Linked DNA regions of Homo sapiens: region 2 is linked to region 1. Evidence: read pairs that join two places in POLR2A ChIA-PET (ENCODE). Cell type or tissue: IMR-90. All regions are shown on one strand.

The links. ChIA-PET counts read pairs that join two places held together with the same protein. Peaks named below come from ENCODE experiments on the same cell type or tissue, not always from the same donor. Only the 100,000 strongest peaks of a DNase experiment are listed, where the experiment ranks them.
Region 2: POLR2A ChIA-PET joins it to region 1 with 16 read pairs; 1 of 35 experiments calls an interaction of 5 or more read pairs at or near these places.

The regions. Positions count from the first base shown.
Region 1 is chr3:127,787,104-127,795,103 of GRCh38, forward strand. All of the region lies in intron 2 of MGLL (monoglyceride lipase), which reads right to left. Among named protein-coding and RNA genes, the nearest start is that of MGLL, 31 kb to the right of the region's middle. RefSeq lists enhancers at 3,269-3,872, 3,873-4,475, 4,401-4,500. In IMR-90, a CTCF peak has its summit at 4,198; DNase peaks (open chromatin) are centred at 4,308, 4,558 and 5,968; H3K27ac peaks cover 3,576 bases.
Region 2 is chr3:129,555,939-129,563,938 of GRCh38, forward strand. It overlaps PLXND1 (plexin D1), which reads right to left. Exons shown (of 36, transcript NM_015103.3): 26 at 7,156-7,302; 27 at 6,849-7,005; 28 at 5,862-5,965; 29 at 5,708-5,771; 30 at 4,751-4,785; 31 at 4,392-4,496; 32 at 3,682-3,845; 33 at 2,490-2,637; 34 at 1,145-1,285; 35 at 679-753; 36 at 1-490. The coding sequence ends at 374. Among named protein-coding and RNA genes, the nearest start is that of H1-8, 17 kb to the left of the region's middle. RefSeq lists enhancers at 2,373-3,262, 2,828-3,122. In IMR-90, no CTCF peak of the experiment used is centred here; DNase peaks (open chromatin) are centred at 3,033 and 5,483; H3K4me3 peaks cover 642 bases; H3K27ac peaks cover 4,313 bases.

The DNA.
Region 1 (8,000 bases):
CTCTGCCTCACCCGCCTCCTGCATGAGGAGGAGGATTCAGGGCCAGGGACAACTCACATTCTCATGGTCACTGCCAGCCCCCTGGGCAAGACGCCTGCAATACACCAGCAGCCACTGCTGCCTTGAAAGGCAGAGACCAGAGCTGAGATGAAAGGGGTTCACCTCCACTGAAGGGGCCGGCCTGTTCTGGCCAGACTCTGGACTTGGCTGGACTTGCTGGCCCCCTGACTGCTCATCCACAGAGTGGAGATGACAGTGCCTCCCTAGGAGGCTGCCAAGAGAATTAAACGGACAGTCCCCTAGAGCACGTGGAACGGCTGGCAGAGGGGAAAACGCTAGCCTCCTTCCTGCCTGCCCTTGTCGAAGCAATGCCAGGCTCCCTTAAAGGAAGAACGGAATGCCCAGCTGAAGGAACGTTCCGTTCATTTTCTTAGGAAAATGAATATTTTGTTAGAGGAAATGTATGGTCAGAGGGATACAGTGTTTGTTCCTACCACTAGGCAGGTGGGGATGCCACCAGTCCTGGGTGAGGGGAGCCTCGGGGACACTAGTCCCACACCCCTGAGGGTGTCCTCGCTGGAGGGGTGGGAGCATCGCCTGCCGCTCCAGGCAGTGCCTGCTCTTGGTTCTTGCTTATTCCAGAGCATCCCACTCATTCGACTGGATCCCTCACTTCATCCTCCACTTCTACCAAACTCCGTCCTGCCAAATTTTATGACTTTAACAAATTTGACCGGCACGTCTGCCGTCCGGGCTGCGTGTGGGCTTGTGAGAGTGCGTTGGATCCCTTTCCAGTAACTAAGGCAGGAGAGCATGATGGCTCTGTGGAAGCCCAGATCTAACTTGTCCTTCCTCTTGGAGTTCCAGGGGGCTTTGGTTCCTCTCTGTCTCTGGCAGGGCTCCTGCAGCGACAGTGCACGGGAGACAGAAATAGAACAGAGCCAGTGAAGGAGCTAAAATCTCAGAGGAAACTAGAAATAGACTTCTCCTTTGTATAATAAAACAGATCAATAACGCCTGCCTCCCAGGGAGGGCCTTTGAGAGGACTGATTGAGAGAATTTATGGAAAATCACCAGCATGCTGCCTGGTACAGAGTTAGGCATTAAATAACATCCAGGGCTGACAGCTGACACCTTGGCCAGATACAGGTCTAAGTGTGTTATTACATATCAACTCATTTAACCCTCACAGCACCCCCATGATGTGGGTACTGTTATTACCCCATTTTACTGATGAGAAAAGTGAGGTCCGCAGGTTGGATAGCTTGCCTGAGGTCACACAACTAGTAGGTTTTGAGCCCAGCAGAATTTTAACTCAGCCAGGCTGGCTGGTAAGTCTGCCTTCTTGACCACTGTAATTAAATAATAAGACAACACCACGTAATGGTCAGGTCATGCCCCAAAAGCCCCTCACCCTGACCAGCTTATCCTCTCTCTGGTCACCTGTCCCGGCACCCCTACCCTACCCTGTACTGCAACCACAGGGAAAGACGTGTGGTTCCTCCACACCCCCTCTGTCTATGACCCCATGATTGGGCAGAGGCCTGCTCTTGCCCTCTGCGCACTCCGCAGTCCTTCCACGCTTCCCCAACACTGAGGTAGGCGCACCCTCCTGGGGCCCTGCATTACTCTGTTCATGGCTCTTATCCAGAGTTCATCATCAGGGCGTGTAGGCCCTGTGTTCTTTGAGAAGAGATCATGTTTTATTCATTCATCCTGGTGTCCTGTCCCTAGCAGCCGGCACTGCCTCTGCTCCATGAACACTGAATGAATGAATGAATGAAATGCATCAGAGATAGGAGAGACAACTGTGGGCTGGAACAGTCATGAAGCATTCCCGGAGGCCTACAGACCACTCCCGCAGTGCCCAGTAGTTTTGAAAGCACTCAATGCCCCAGGTTAAATCCCTTTGCTTTGCCTGGCTAGAGAGGCTTCTTGTGCTTGCAGCTGAACCTGGTTATCCAAACGCTCCACTGGAGAGGTGGGAACTCTCTTGGGCTCAAAAGGGGTGGGGGGATGTGCAAAGGGCATTAAAGGTGGGGCAGGAGGGGGTGGAATGCCAAGGGACACAAGGCCCTGAGGCATGTGGTGGCCAGGAGGAGCTGGGTATGAGTGTGAGCAAAGCCCAGCCATGGTGGGAGGAGCTGCTGTGGATCATCCCCTGTGGGCTCAGCTTCAGGAGCCCTGGGCTAGGATGTGAAAAGGCCCGGGACCCATCTACGGCTGGAAGGAAAATTTGAGATTTGGGAACACAATGGGAATTAGACTCATCATCCCTGACACCCAACCCAATCTTAGCTTATTTTTAAAAGGCATATTTTGGGGCGGGTGAGATGGCTCACGCCTATAATCCCAGCATTTTGGGAGGCCAAAGTAGGGGAAGACTGCTTGAGGCCAGGAGTTTGAGACCAGCCTGGGCAACATGGTGAGACCCCATCTCTACAAAAACATTTTAAAAATTAGCAGGGTGTGGTGGTGCAGCTACTTGGAAGGCTGAGGTGGGAGGATCACTTGAGCCCGGGAGGTGGAGGCTACAGTGAGTCATGATCACGCCACTGCACTCCACTCCACTCTGGGTGGCAGAGCAAGACCCTGTCTCAAAAAGAAAGAAAGAAAGGAAAGAAAGGAAAGGAAAGAAGGAAAGAAAGAAAGAAAAGAAAGAAAGAGGCAGACCTTTAATAGAGGCATTTTCCAAGAAGAAAACAAAATTATAACCATAATAAAACAAAGTCACAGCACAGGTAAGCATTCTTTGATCTAATACTCCTTTCAGAATGGGCACAACTCAGACCCAGAACAACTTTGCATCCAGCATATTTTAGCACAAATGCTGCCACCCACCTCCAAGCTATGTATTTTTTTATTATCATAAAACACTACAAATCAGAAGCCCTTGGTTACGCCAAGGTGGGTAAAGTGACAATCACCCTGATTAGTAGTAAGTGTGCTCGCTGATTAAAAAGCAGTATCCTGTGGGCTGGGGCCCTGGAATCTGATTCTTTGGACTTGAATCCTGGATCTGCCCCTGACTGGCTGCAGGCCTAGGTGACAAGTGACTCAATCACTCTATGTCTCAGTTTCCTCATCTGTGAAGTGGGTACTAATGGTAGCACACACCTCCCAGAGGCTCCGTGATGATTACATTGGTAATGAGTGAAACACGAGCCCAGCGTGCATCGGAGCACTCAACCCACATGAGCTAACATTGTCGTCTCCCCAGGTGTGATCTCAGCATTACGTAACATTCTAAGCCATTTGACAGATTAGGAATTGGGCATGGAGCTGTTAAGAATTTAGCTAAAAATGCACACATGCCAAGCTTGGAGGGAGAGAGATCTGATTTGAAGACCTTTCTTAACCAGTACACTACATTGCCTGTCGTGGACGATTTACTCCCACTGTGACCTCATGGCAGCAGGAGATGAGATGGAGGGAGGGGGATAGATTGGACAATCCTGAAATAAAGGCACTGTTAGTCCTTCCTTTCTTCCTTCCTTCGTCCGTAAGGAACACTAAGCGTATTTTGTGAAGCCACTTCAGAATCCTGAGTTGAATGAGACCCGGTCCACTGCCCTTACGGAAGTCGCATGGGAAACAATTTCCCTGACTCCCTATTTTCCCGTTAGCACAGCCTGACTCCAGCCTGCCCCGCAGCCTCTTGCCTCCCCCACACCAGAATGCCTGGATTTCTAGCTCAGTTCTCCTACTGAAGTCCAGCCAGCCTGCCCACTTCCTGGGGGACCCTAGTCTAGGAGCCTGATCCTTCTTCCGCTCACACTGACAGATCCCACGAGTTCCCCCGTGGGCTGGTGTGTGAACTTGCTCTGATGGCAACCCCAGGGGGTAGCCGGCCCCAGTGCGGTGAGGCCCAGTCCTCCATGTCACCCAGTCTTCCATGCCACCCGTACCACTGAGACTGCAGCTGAGGTTGTGCTGTGCCTGCCCAAAGTGCATGCTTAGTTAGGGTATGGCCGGCCCAGCGTCTGAGGAGGCTTCCTCTTCCTTTGGTGCAAATGCCCTGCTGAAATAAGTGCTCCCAGAAATAGAAGAAAACTGCAGAGCCTGACTCCCAAATTCCCTGTGTGAGGAGCTTTACCTTTCAGTATGAGCTTTCTTCAGATCATTGAAAGATCAGAGTCCTAAAGGAGCCTGAAAGCTCCTCCCGCACACCTCTCTGTCCCAGGCACTAGAGGGCCACCCCGCCTCCTCTCTCCCTCCTTTCTTTCTCACTTCTTGTTTGTCTTTGAGCCATCCTGCTTCAAAGCTCTCTGAGAAGCATCTGCAGCCTCCAGGCTAACCACAGTTCAGCTCACATTTCATGTCCTGATGATTCTACATGGTTGCAGTTGATTATGTTTTGTTTATATTGGGAGTATCTGTGCATCTCTAAGATCCCCCTACCCCGACCCCTACCCCGAAAGGGAAGGAATGCTTATTGAGCTAAGTGCTTTACATATGTCATGCTGTGGACTGAACTCCATAATTATATCATCTCCAGCCTCCTCCCAAAACTGTGAAACAGGACACTCAAATATTAACATGGGCTGTTTATCTCAGTTTTAAACTCTTGAGGCCCGGAGTTCCTTCCTTGCCTTTTATGGAAATTCCTTGAACTGCATCGGCTCCATTTGTGTTTGTTCTGCCCTCAAGGCAAGAGGAGCATGAGTCCTTTAACATGCAGCATCTGTTGGGAGTAGTGACTTAAACCTGTAATCCCAGCACTTTGGGAGGCCGAGGTAGGGGGATCACCTGAGGTCAGGAGTTCGAGACCAACCTGACCAACATGGTGAAACCCCGTCTCTACTAAAATACAAAACAGCCGGGCATGGTGATGAGTGCTTGTAGTCTCAGCTATTCGGGAGGCTGAGAAAGGAGAATTGCTTGAACCCAGTAGGCAGAGGTTGCAGTGAACCAAGATGGCACCACTGCACTCCAGCCTGGGCGACAGAGCGAGACTCTGTCTCAAAAAACAAACGAACAAACATGCAGCATCCCGGCCCCCAGAGGCCACTCACTAAGTTCAAATCTATATGTCTAGGTCCTTCTCTCTAGAAATTTACATCTATCAATCTGGCTTTCAGATACTTGTGTTATATCAACCCATCCACGTTTTTTTCTTGCCCAGACCAAGACTACAGCCAAAAGTCCATTGCTGTGGTCCACACATGCATCTCTAAGATCTGAGGGACAGGGGTTCGAGAAAGGCTGGAGTAATGGCAAAGGGATTGCTGTGTGATGAACCCTGCCTTGTTATTTGAGAAAGTCACTCACAGCCTCAAGTGCCTCAGTTGGAAAACAGGAATAATAATCCCTGCCTTGGCAGGTCGCAGTGGCTCCCGCTTGTAATTCTAGCACTTTGGGAGGCCAAGGAGGTCAGATCATGAGGTCAAGAAATCGAGACCATCCTGGCTAACATGGTGAAACCCCGTTCTCTACTAAAAATACAAAAATTAGCTGGGTGTTGTGGCACACGCCTGTAGTCCCAGCTGCTCAGGAGGCTGAGGCAGGAGAATCACTTGAACCCGGGAGGCGGAGGTTGCGATGAGACGAGATCGCGCCATTGCACTCCAGCCTAGTGACAGAGCGAGACTCTGTCTCAAAAGAAAAAAAAAAAATCCCTGCCTTGCAGAAGTGCTTTGAAGATGAAAAGCTGCCGGTAGGTACCAGTTCACTTCTCTAGGCTGCCTCTCCTGCGTGTGCATGTTAGGGTTTCCTCAGTCAAGCCACTGGAGAACATGCAAAGCTATGCGGGCCCTTGGGAAGACTGCTCCAGACAGCCTCTTTACACACATGGCAGGTTTTCTGGCCCGTGTTTTGCTTTTTAACACATCTGGTTCCCATGAAGCAGGCACATCTGGGCAGAAACTGAAGGGTTCCAATCCCACCCAGGGGTCATGACTCAAAATATTTTTTCTTGGGAGCAATGATGTTGATTGTCAGCCTACCTAAGTCTGAAGGAATTCTCCATTCCTCCTTGGCTGTGAGCCAGATGGAACCCTTCCCAGCTCCAACATGCGAACCACAGTGGCTCCACCAGAGAAATAAAGCAATCGGAGTCGACCAGGCACGTGGCAGAATGGCAGCCGCCCTGGCCCTTGGCTGGCTCAGCAGCTCCCAGGCCACATTCGGGTCTCACTCTGTAACTTGCATGAGTCTAGGGAGAGGCAGGGAAGGGCCTGGCTTGGCAGAATTGCTAAAACTGCAGGTTAAAAATCCCCAATTGGCATAAATCCTAATAAGGGAAAACATTAGAAAAATAGGTTGTGTGTGAATATAACTTATTTTAAGAATGATAACAGTAACATATTTTGAGAGCCTATGGGCCAGGCACCGGGCTAAGGGCTCTCTATTCACAATCTCCTTCCCCATAATTAGAGAAGCTCTAGATCCCACGGAATCTTTTCAGATGTCAGTTTCTTCCCCTCTGCATAAGTGGGTCTTATTTTATAGATGCCAAGTCTTCTTCATTTTTTTTGAGACGAAGTCTTGCTCTTGTCCCCCAGGCTGGAGTGTGATGGTGCAATCTCGGCTCACTGCAACCTCCGCCTCCCGGGTTGAAGTGATTGTCCTGCCTCAGCCTCCTAAGTAGCTGGGATTACAGGTGCCTGCCACCACGCCCAGCTAATTTTTGTATTTTTAGTACAGACGGGGTTTCACCATGTTGGCCAGGCTGGTCTCAACCTCCTGACCTCAGGTGACCCACCTGCCTTGGCCTCCCAAAGTGCTGGGATTACAGGCGTGAGCCACTGCGCCTGGCCAAGTCTTCTTGAAGTGTGTTGGAAGTTACTGGAAATTTTCTAAATATCTTGAAGTAAGACTGTCTTCTATGATGTAAGACTATCTTCTGACTTAAGACTATCGTCTATGATGTTAGACTATCTTCTATGAAGTCCGGCTGTCTTCTGTGATATAAGGCTGTCTTCTGGCCAGGTTTGATGGGTTATGCCTGTAATCCCAGCCCTCCAGGAGGCCGAGGTGGGCAGATCACTTGAGGCCAGTAGTTCGAGACCAGGCTGGCCAACATGGCGAAACCCCATCTCTACCAAAAATACAAAAATTAGCTGGGCGTGGTGGCTTGTGTCTATACTCCCAGCTACTTAGGAGGCTGAGGCGAGAGAATTGCTTAAGGTCAGGAGCTCCAGACCAGCCTGGCCAACATGGTGCAACCCTTTCTCTACTAAAAATACATAAATTAGCTGGGCATGGTGGCATGCTCCTGTAATCCCAGCTACTAAGGAGGCTGAGGCAGGAGAAAAAAAAAAACTGTCTTCTATGAAGTAAGACTATCCTCTATTATGATGCCAAACTGTCTTCTATGATGTGAAACTGTCTTCTATGATGTAAGGATGTCTTATATGATGTAAGGCTGTCTTCTATGACATCAGACTGTCTTCTATGATGTAAGGCTGTCTTCTATGATGTAAGACTGTCTTCTGTGATGTAAGGCTGTCTTCTGTGATGTAAGGCTGTCTTCTGTGATGTCAGACCGTCTTCTGTGATGTAAGGCTATCTTCTGTGATGTCAGGCTGTCTTCTATGATGTCAAACTGTCTTCCATGATGTCAAACTATCTTCCACGATGTGGAACTTTCTTCTATGATGTAAGACTATCTTCTATGATGTAAGACTCTCTTCTCTGATGTAAGACTGTCTTTTATGATGTAACACTGTCTTCTATGATGTAAGACTCTCTTCTATGAGTCTTATGTAGGCCTCCTCCTCAGGATACCCCCCTCCTTTGGGCTGCAGAGTCTTTCAGATTTCTGTTGAGTTTTTATCTTTTGCTCGTCCTTTTGGAAGAAAGTTAATGTGTGTCTAGTATTAGAAACTGAGGTAGTTAAGCCACTGTGAAAAGCAGTTTGGAGATTTCTCAAAGAACTGCAAACAGAACTGCCACTCAACTCAGCAATCCCATTACTGGGTATATACCCAAAGGAAAATACATCATTCTACCAAAAAGACACCTCCACTCGTATGTTCATCACAGCAATATTCATGATA
Region 2 (8,000 bases), 1.8 Mb after region 1:
GCGGCCTCCTCTCCCCCAGTTTGTGCTTGGCCGCCTGGATGCACGGGGCTCTTGGCAGCAGGACCAACTGGACGTTGTGGAGCAAGTGGGTGGGCACAGTGCAGGCCGTGCTGGGCAGATGGGGGAGCCTGACCAGCTCTCTGGCCTCCATCCCAGAGACTGATCTGGGGACAGGTGGGAGGGGATGGAGGTGCCCAGGGGTCAAGGCGGGGGCGCCCCTGTCTCAGAGAGCAGCCCCTCCTCCTGCCCCCGCCCCAGCCGTCTCTGCTCAGTATTTCCCAGTCTGAGTCACAGGCACGGGGTAGAAGATCAAGTTGAGGCCCAGTGGGCGTCCATTTCTCCCAGCAGCAGCCTGACCAACTCTCCATGTGTCTCAGGCCTCACTGTAGCACTCGTAGATGTTGTCCTCCATCAAAGCCACCACCTGCTCAAACTTGTGCTGCAGTTGTGTCCTCCGGGCCGTGGGGTTGGCCTCCAGCGCGGCCATGATCTGAGGGGAGCAGCGGAGTCAGCCGGGCCATGGCCGGTAGCCCTGCCTCAGTTCGTGGGAGAGAACACACCCCTGAACGTCTACCACGAGTGACATCCGTCCATTAGGGGCAAGCACCCTGAGATGTGTGTCCTTGAGTAGGAAGCTCACCTACCCCGAGGGCAGGTGCCTCACCCTGGGGCACTCACCTGCGGCCGATACCTCTTGGCGTACTTATAAATCTCTGCCATGGCCACATTGGTGTTGAACTCATTCTGGTATTTCTATAAGGAGGCAGGATGGGGAGGAGGTTAGCCCAGCGGTCAAAGCTGAGCCTAGTCCCAGCAAAGCCAGCTGCTTGCACACAATCCCCAACTCCCCACGGCCCCCACAGAACAGTTCAGCGATGAGGCCCCTCAAGTCCCATGGACGAAGACGGCTTCCCGGACCCTGAAGTCCAATCTCCTCTCCATCCAGAGGGTGCTCTCCTGCCCCCGCTCCTCAAACTCTGGGAAAATGCATGACGAATTTGCAGGCCAGCAAGAGGCCACAGCCACTTCTGAAATGCCCTCTGCGCTCCCTGCCCTTACTCCAGTGGAGGCATTGAGGCCCAGCCCCCGACCCCCGATCCCTCAGCTCTTCAGGCCCCCATCCCCCGCCGCCGAGCCACCGCACCCTCGACTCCTCGGCCAGATGGGCATTCATCTCTTGCTCGCTGAGCGGCGTCATGTCCTGGATCTGCTTGTAGTAGCGCTGCACGATCTTCCGGTACTCAGGAATCTCCTTGGCGTAGAGGAGCTTGTTGGTTGGCGAATCCTGGGCAGAGAAGAGCGAGGGTGTTAGATGGCTGCTGGAGAAAGGACGGATCTGGTCGTTTTCTGGATGAGCCCTCATCCCTCCTGCCACATAAGTGACCTTAGCAGGCCCCCGAGGCCCAAAGAGTCTCACCCGGTCACTGAACGTCCCCGCACTCAGCCGGCCCCAGACCAGGGGCTCCTCACTGTGCTCTGTCTGCCCCGCCTACTTTCCCCAGGACTGTTAGGACAATGATGTGGGTGGGGAGGGGCCCTACTTCTTTCAGGGGAAAAGTGCACGGGCATGCCAGCTCTTCACTGCACGCAGCCCATTCCACGTAACAAGGATGTGTCCTTCTCAGGGTGATAGGTCTTGGTGGCTAGGATTCCTGGAAGCCTGAGTGCTGGCTCAGTGGAATATTTCCCACCACATGCTCCTAACGCCTGAAAGAAGTGCCAAGAACACTCCCAGTTCTTTGTCAGTCACGGGCACCCTGCCTTCGGAGGCAGTACGTGAGTAGTAGTGGAGCGATGGCATTTTCTCCTTCCCGTGGTCCGTCTCTGAAATGCGTGGGCTAAATGCAGGGTCACACACGACCTGGACCAATCCTGCAGTGCCAGCTTTAATGATACAATCTCATCCCTGCTCACAGCAACCGGCTGCTTTCCTGCCTCCCTGTCTTTGCCTGCGCCGTTCTCTCTGCCTGGAAGGCCATCCTCTTTCATCTTCAACCTCTAAAGCCAGACACAGCCTTGTGTGCCCCCAACACACCGCATGAATCTCAGAGCTCCTAGCCACCCATCACCCCTCTGCCCACCCCTTCACTGAATGCTCGCTTGAATGGCTTTTGACTTTCAGGGGCTACTGCCCAGAGCCTGGCCCGGTTTTCAGATGATGTTGTGCCTGACCAAGCAGGTTGTCCAAGCTCATACTGGCTTTCCCACACCGGGTTCTCAGGCCTGTGTTCAAAGCCAGTGCCAGGCACAGCTGCAGCATGTGCAGTTGGTCTGCAGCGATACAGAGTTTCTGATGGAAGGTACTGGCTTCTAGGTGTCTCCCTGTCTGAATGAGTCACTCATCCCACATCCCCTAGACCTGAGATCTTTTGGTTCCCCTCCCAGGAAGATCTCTGAGCTCAGCCTCAGAGAGTCGAGGAGGCTACCCATGGTCGGCACCCCACTCTGGCCCTGTGCATGGGCCTGGCCTGGTCCTGGGAACAGCTGACCTTGCCCAGCTGCAGGTCAGAGATGGAGCAGGCGTCGATGAAGGCCTGCGCGATGACTGAAAGGCAGGCGTCGATGTGGTCTGTCTTGTCGATGTCAAAGACAAACTGGGGGTTCTTCAGGATGTTCACCCAGAACCGGAGAGGAAGGCTGTGGGGTAGGGTGACAAAGACAGTGAGGGTAGGGTGGGGTAGGAAGCAGTCGAGGGACAGTTGTGGAGGAGAGAGCTGGCTTTGTCCCTCAAGGGCCTGAGGTTGGAGCCTTGTCACAAGATGTGACCTTTGGGAACCTTAGTTTGCCTATCCCTGGCCAGCTGGGGTGCAGTGGGGCTGAGAGCCCGGTTTCCTGCTGGAGCAAGGCAGGAGCTACAGGGCTTAGCTGTACCCCCCAACCCCCTCCTGAGCCTCCAGTCAGGTCCTGGTTCTCATTAGAACCAGGTGCCGGCCCCCGGGCACCCCTGGCTCCTCCCTGAACCCTTGCAGGCAGCAGGAAGTCCGACATTAGCAGAGCAGCTGTGGCAGGGCTGTGGGGGGCAGGGCCTGGAGCTCTGGCCTTGTCCTCAAGAGGCCAGAGAGGGTGAGCAACACCCCCACCCCCACCTCAGGCCACCCAGTGACTCAGCAGCCTGGGCATGTGTACCCCCAGAGCTCTAGGAAGCTGCTGCCCTGCACAGAGGCGCCTGGGCTGGTGGTATTCTTCCTGAGGGTCAGGCTGGGTTTCCAGCAACTTCTTGTGGGGGTGCATGACCCCGACAAGCTAAGAGGTGCCTCAAAGGAGGGCTACCAACTGGGTAAGAGATTCAGATAATGTAGGGCCGAGCCTGGCTCTACTGTCCCAGGCTGTGTGGTCTTGAGCAGGTGCTGCTTCTCCGAGCCTCAGTGTGCTTATCTGTGAAGTGGAGCTGATGGTGCCCACCTGAGAGGGGTGCGGGAGAATGATAGTAAGGGCAACACCTAGACCATGCTTCTGGGCACTCTTCTAGTTAATTCCCACCATTAACATGGGTCGCATTTTACAGTGGAGGGGAAACTGAAGCACAGAGAGGCTAAGTCACTCATCCGAGAACACACAGCTGGGAAATGGCAGAGGAGGGCTTGACCCCAAGCAGGCGAGGCCAGAAGACTAGACTCTGAACCCCCTGCCACAGGGGCCCCAGTGGCACAGTGAAGTCCACACGGCCCCCCCACCCGCCACCTGTTGGTCTTCCAGATGTGTAGGGTGTCGGGGTCGGAGATTCCCCTCTTCTCAGCCTGCTCCTCCAGGAAGTCGAAAAAGTACTTGACAGCCAGTGGGGGCTTGTCTTCACGGATACTCAGAATGGCCTTGAACAGGTCATCCAGAAACTTCTGCAACGTGCCCTGCGGGGGAGTGGGGTGGCCGCCGTCAGCCCCGGGCCACGTGCAGAGGGCTAGTGGGCACCCTTGGTGGCTCTGCGGAGCTTGAAATGCCAGGCTGCTGAATGAGGAAGCCACATGGCATCAGGCTGGTCACCGAGCCTCTCTGGCTCACTTGCCTCCCAGAGGCGTTGAAAGGACTAATCGAGGCACTGGCACATGGAGTCGAGAACTGGAAGTGCCAGAGTATGGGCTGTGGGGTGCCGGCGCTGCCACTGAGCCACGTGGCCTTGGGGACATCACTGATCCCTCTGGGCCTCTGCTGTACCCTGTTACGTGGGCTAACATAGAAGTCTCTGTCAGGCATTTTTCCTGGCTGTGAGAAATGCCTCCTCAAGTGGGACCCTAAGCCTTCAGCCTCTTGCCCCTCCAGCCCCACAGGGGAAACAGGAAGAACTCACACCCCTCTCCCAGCCGCGGGTGCACAGCTGGCCCTGAGCAATGACCCTCTGGAGCTGGGGCTGGAGCCTTGTACCCACTGCACAGAGGGGAGACTGAGGCCGGACTCACCTTGGTGGAGAGCAGGCGGGTCAGGTAGATTTCCGGGAGCACCTTCTTGCGATGGCTCTGCCGGTGAGACTTCTTGGGCTCCGCCAGCTCGTCCGTAGGCAGCACCTGGGAGGCCGGGCAGTGGTCAGTGTCCGCACCAGGCCCCATCCTCGGCCGCCTGTGGGAGGTCTGGCTCTGCCATGCTTCTTAGCACACAAGGGCTGTGGTTCCCTCCTGATTCTGGGCCCCATCCCTACTCCCCCACCCCCCAGCCTTTCGCAGGGCTGGGAGCACTTTTCCCAAGAGGCCCAGGGCCACAGAAAGCCAAGGCCACACCCACTGAGGGGCTGGATCCCCCGGGGCCGAGGTTGGGCACTCACCAAATGGAAATACTTCTCTGTGTCCAAGTCTTTCACTGTGAGAGGAAAAACACAATAAATAAACACGGGAGAGGAGAGGAGAGAAACAGAAATGAAGACAGAAAGATGGAGTGAGAAACAGAAACAAGACAGAAAGATGGGGAGAGAAACAGAAGCAGAGACAGAAAGATGGAGAGAGAAACAGAAACGGAGACAGAGATCCAAAGAGACAGTCAGAGAGAATGAGACAGAGATGCAGAGACGCATGGGGAGACTGAGTCTGGGAGAGACGGAGAGAGAGATAAGTGAGATCCAGAGACACACAGCGAGCGAGACAGAGTGAGGCAGAGAGAGAAAGACACACACACAGTGACCCGGGATGGAGGGACTTGGAAGGAGGGACAGCGGTGGAGAGAAACAGGAAGATGCAGCCACGGGGGAGGAGGGGCCCCAGGCAGGCGGGGGTGGGTGCCTTTGCCCACCCCACCCCTGAGCCCAGAGCTCCTGCCAGCCCAGATTCCCAGGCTGCTGGGAGAGACTGAGACTCTGCTCTCAACCTTAGAAGGGGACCCCGAGACCCAGAGGATCCCGGGCTCGCAGGCCTGGCAGCCAGGAGGCTGTGCCTGGGGCGTCTGAGGGTGTGGAGGGGGCACTTGAGGCAGGGACATGGCCCAAGGCTGAGACGGGCATGCTGGCCCCCCTTCTGGCCTGGCTGCTGCCCAGACCTCCTGGAACTGCATCCCGCCCTCCCGGGGCCTCTCTCCAGCTGCCGCAGGAAATCAGCTTGAGGAGGCCTGGTGTGGGCCCTGCCCCAGCAGTACTGGGTCAGAGGAGGCTGGCCCCGCCCAGCCCCCACCAAGGAGGCCTCAGCCCAGGCCAGCCCTGCCTCTCGGAGCCTCAGCTTCCCCACTGGGGCATGGGATGGAAGCCCCTGTCCACACGCAGCCTGGGCTCCCTTCCCACGTGCACCCGCACTACCTCGGCCCAGTGTGTTGTCCTTCTTGTCTATGAGACTCATGGCCAGGGAGGCACCTTCAGGGATCTGATGGGAGGGGAGAGGCCGAGGTCAGAGGCCGGAGGTTGGGGTGGGGGCATGAGGGTGGGGAAATGGGGGCGGGGGGCAGGGCTGCACCTTGTAATGGGCCAGCGTGTTAAGCTTCTTGCGGCCGTCTTCCACCACTGAGGTGTCGTCCAGGTCCCGAAGGATGTAGCTCTGTGTGCTGGAGGCGAACCACTCTGGGGGACAAGGGACAGGCCATCAGGGTCCGGGCAGGGAGCTGGGCCTGAGGGGTAGGTACCGGCCCAGCCACATAGGGAGAGGCCTCTCGCTCTCTCCATGTAAACTGAGGCAAGCCATACCTCTCTCTGAGCCTCCATTTTCCCATCTGTAAAATGGGGAGGGCAGGAAAGAGCTGGGGGAGAGTGTGAGGGTACAAAGAGAAGGTGCCAGGGTGGAGGGCACAGAGGAGGAGCTCTGGAAATGGCCTTGTCTGCAAGGCTGTTCATGTTACAATTGCTGATGAAACCCTTGGCCTAACCAAGACTCCTATAAAACCCACTCCAGGCCCCGCGCGGTGGCTCACACCTGTAATCCCAGCACTTTGGGAGGATGAGGCAGGAGGATCGCTTGAGCCCAGGAGTTCAAGACCAGCCTGGGCAGCACAGCATGACACTATCTTTACAAAAAGTAAAATTAGCTGGATGTGGTGGTGCACTCCTGTAGTCCCAGCTACTCAGGAGGCTGAAATGAGGGGATCACTTGAGCCCAGGAGGTCGAGGCTGCAGTGAGCTGAGATTGCGCCACTGCACTCCAGCCTGGGTGACAGAATGAGATCCCGTCTCAAAAACAAACAAACAAACCAACCCTACTCCAGCATCCCTCCTTTAGGAATTAGGAAGCCTTTCCTGAAGGCTTTTTGCTGTTGTCCGTAGTTCACTCACACTGCAGGACTTGTCTCCTACAGAGTAAGAGCTTCTTGCTGAGGGGGCCTCATTGGATCCTCTCAGTGTCCCCACATTCATGCACCCATGCCAGGTGAAAGGAGTGTTTCCCGTCAAGGCAGGGGCCAGCCCCGGCTGAAGCGCCTGACACGGGGTCTCTGCCCCCATTCCCACCCACCAAGGTCGACGTCCTCTGCACGCGGCCACTGGGAGTAGGGCACATTCTTGCAGAAGGCCTCCAGGATCTTCTCCTTGACCTGTGTCAGCGTGTCGGTGTCCATGGCCCGCACGCTCAGCGAGTCCATGCCACAGCCCTGGAAGGACACGTTCAGGTTCTGCAGGGGGAGAGTGGGAGAGAAAGGTCAGTGAGTTGCTGCCATCACTATGTCAGTGCCCAGGCAGCAAGGCCCTGCAGAGGAAGGCTGGGTCAATGCCGTTGGCGGCGACACAGCAGCCCTGGGACCCTCCCCGCCCTGCCGACTTACCCGGGGCTTGGCCTCGATGTTCTCCCGCAGCAGCCACTCCTCACTGAGTGTGTAGCGGGCCTTGCCTGTGATGGCGTCGATGGAGCCCTTGTTGATTTGCTGCTTGATGGCACACAGCAGCAGGAAGAATGGCTCCCCCACCGTCTCCTGAGGGGCACGGGGGTATCAGGGCCAAGGCCCCCTCTGTATTCCAGCCCCCATGCTTTGGGCCAAACACCTTCACGCCCCCGTCCCCCAACCCCTCCAACAGTCTCCTTTTGGATCCTGGTGTCAACACTCTCCTCTCCAGGGTGTCTCCACGGACCCTAAGCTCGTGTTCATTAAACACCACCAGCTGTGGGTGGGTGCATTCATTGCATCATCCCGGCAACCCTTCCGGATACGGAGTATCATTCTTACTGTGCAGCCAACAGTGCCGAGGCTCAGAGAGGGCAAGTGACCTGCCCAAGATCACCCAGCTGGGAAGCGGCAGGGCAGGAATCGGACCTGGCTCGGCTGACTCCCAAGCCTGTGACTTTCTACTAAGTGGGGGGCCCCCAAGTGTGAGTTTAGGTGGACCCGAAACACCGATGTGGCCTCGACCCCACTTGCAGGCTGATGACTATGGAGTCTCAGGAGGAATGGGGCTCAATGTCCCTGCTCTTGCCCATCTCCAAGGGTGGCCCTCCAGGCAGTGGCTCTGCTGGACCCACAGCCATGAGCTGATTCTCAAGGCCATTGCCCAGCAAGGGACCCAGGTGTTCCACTGGGATAGTTTTACTTAACTATCCACAAAAATTGATTTAAAGAAAAATTAAGTACATAATAGTATTAGGCAGATTTGGCAAAGATTACGAAGGCAGCCT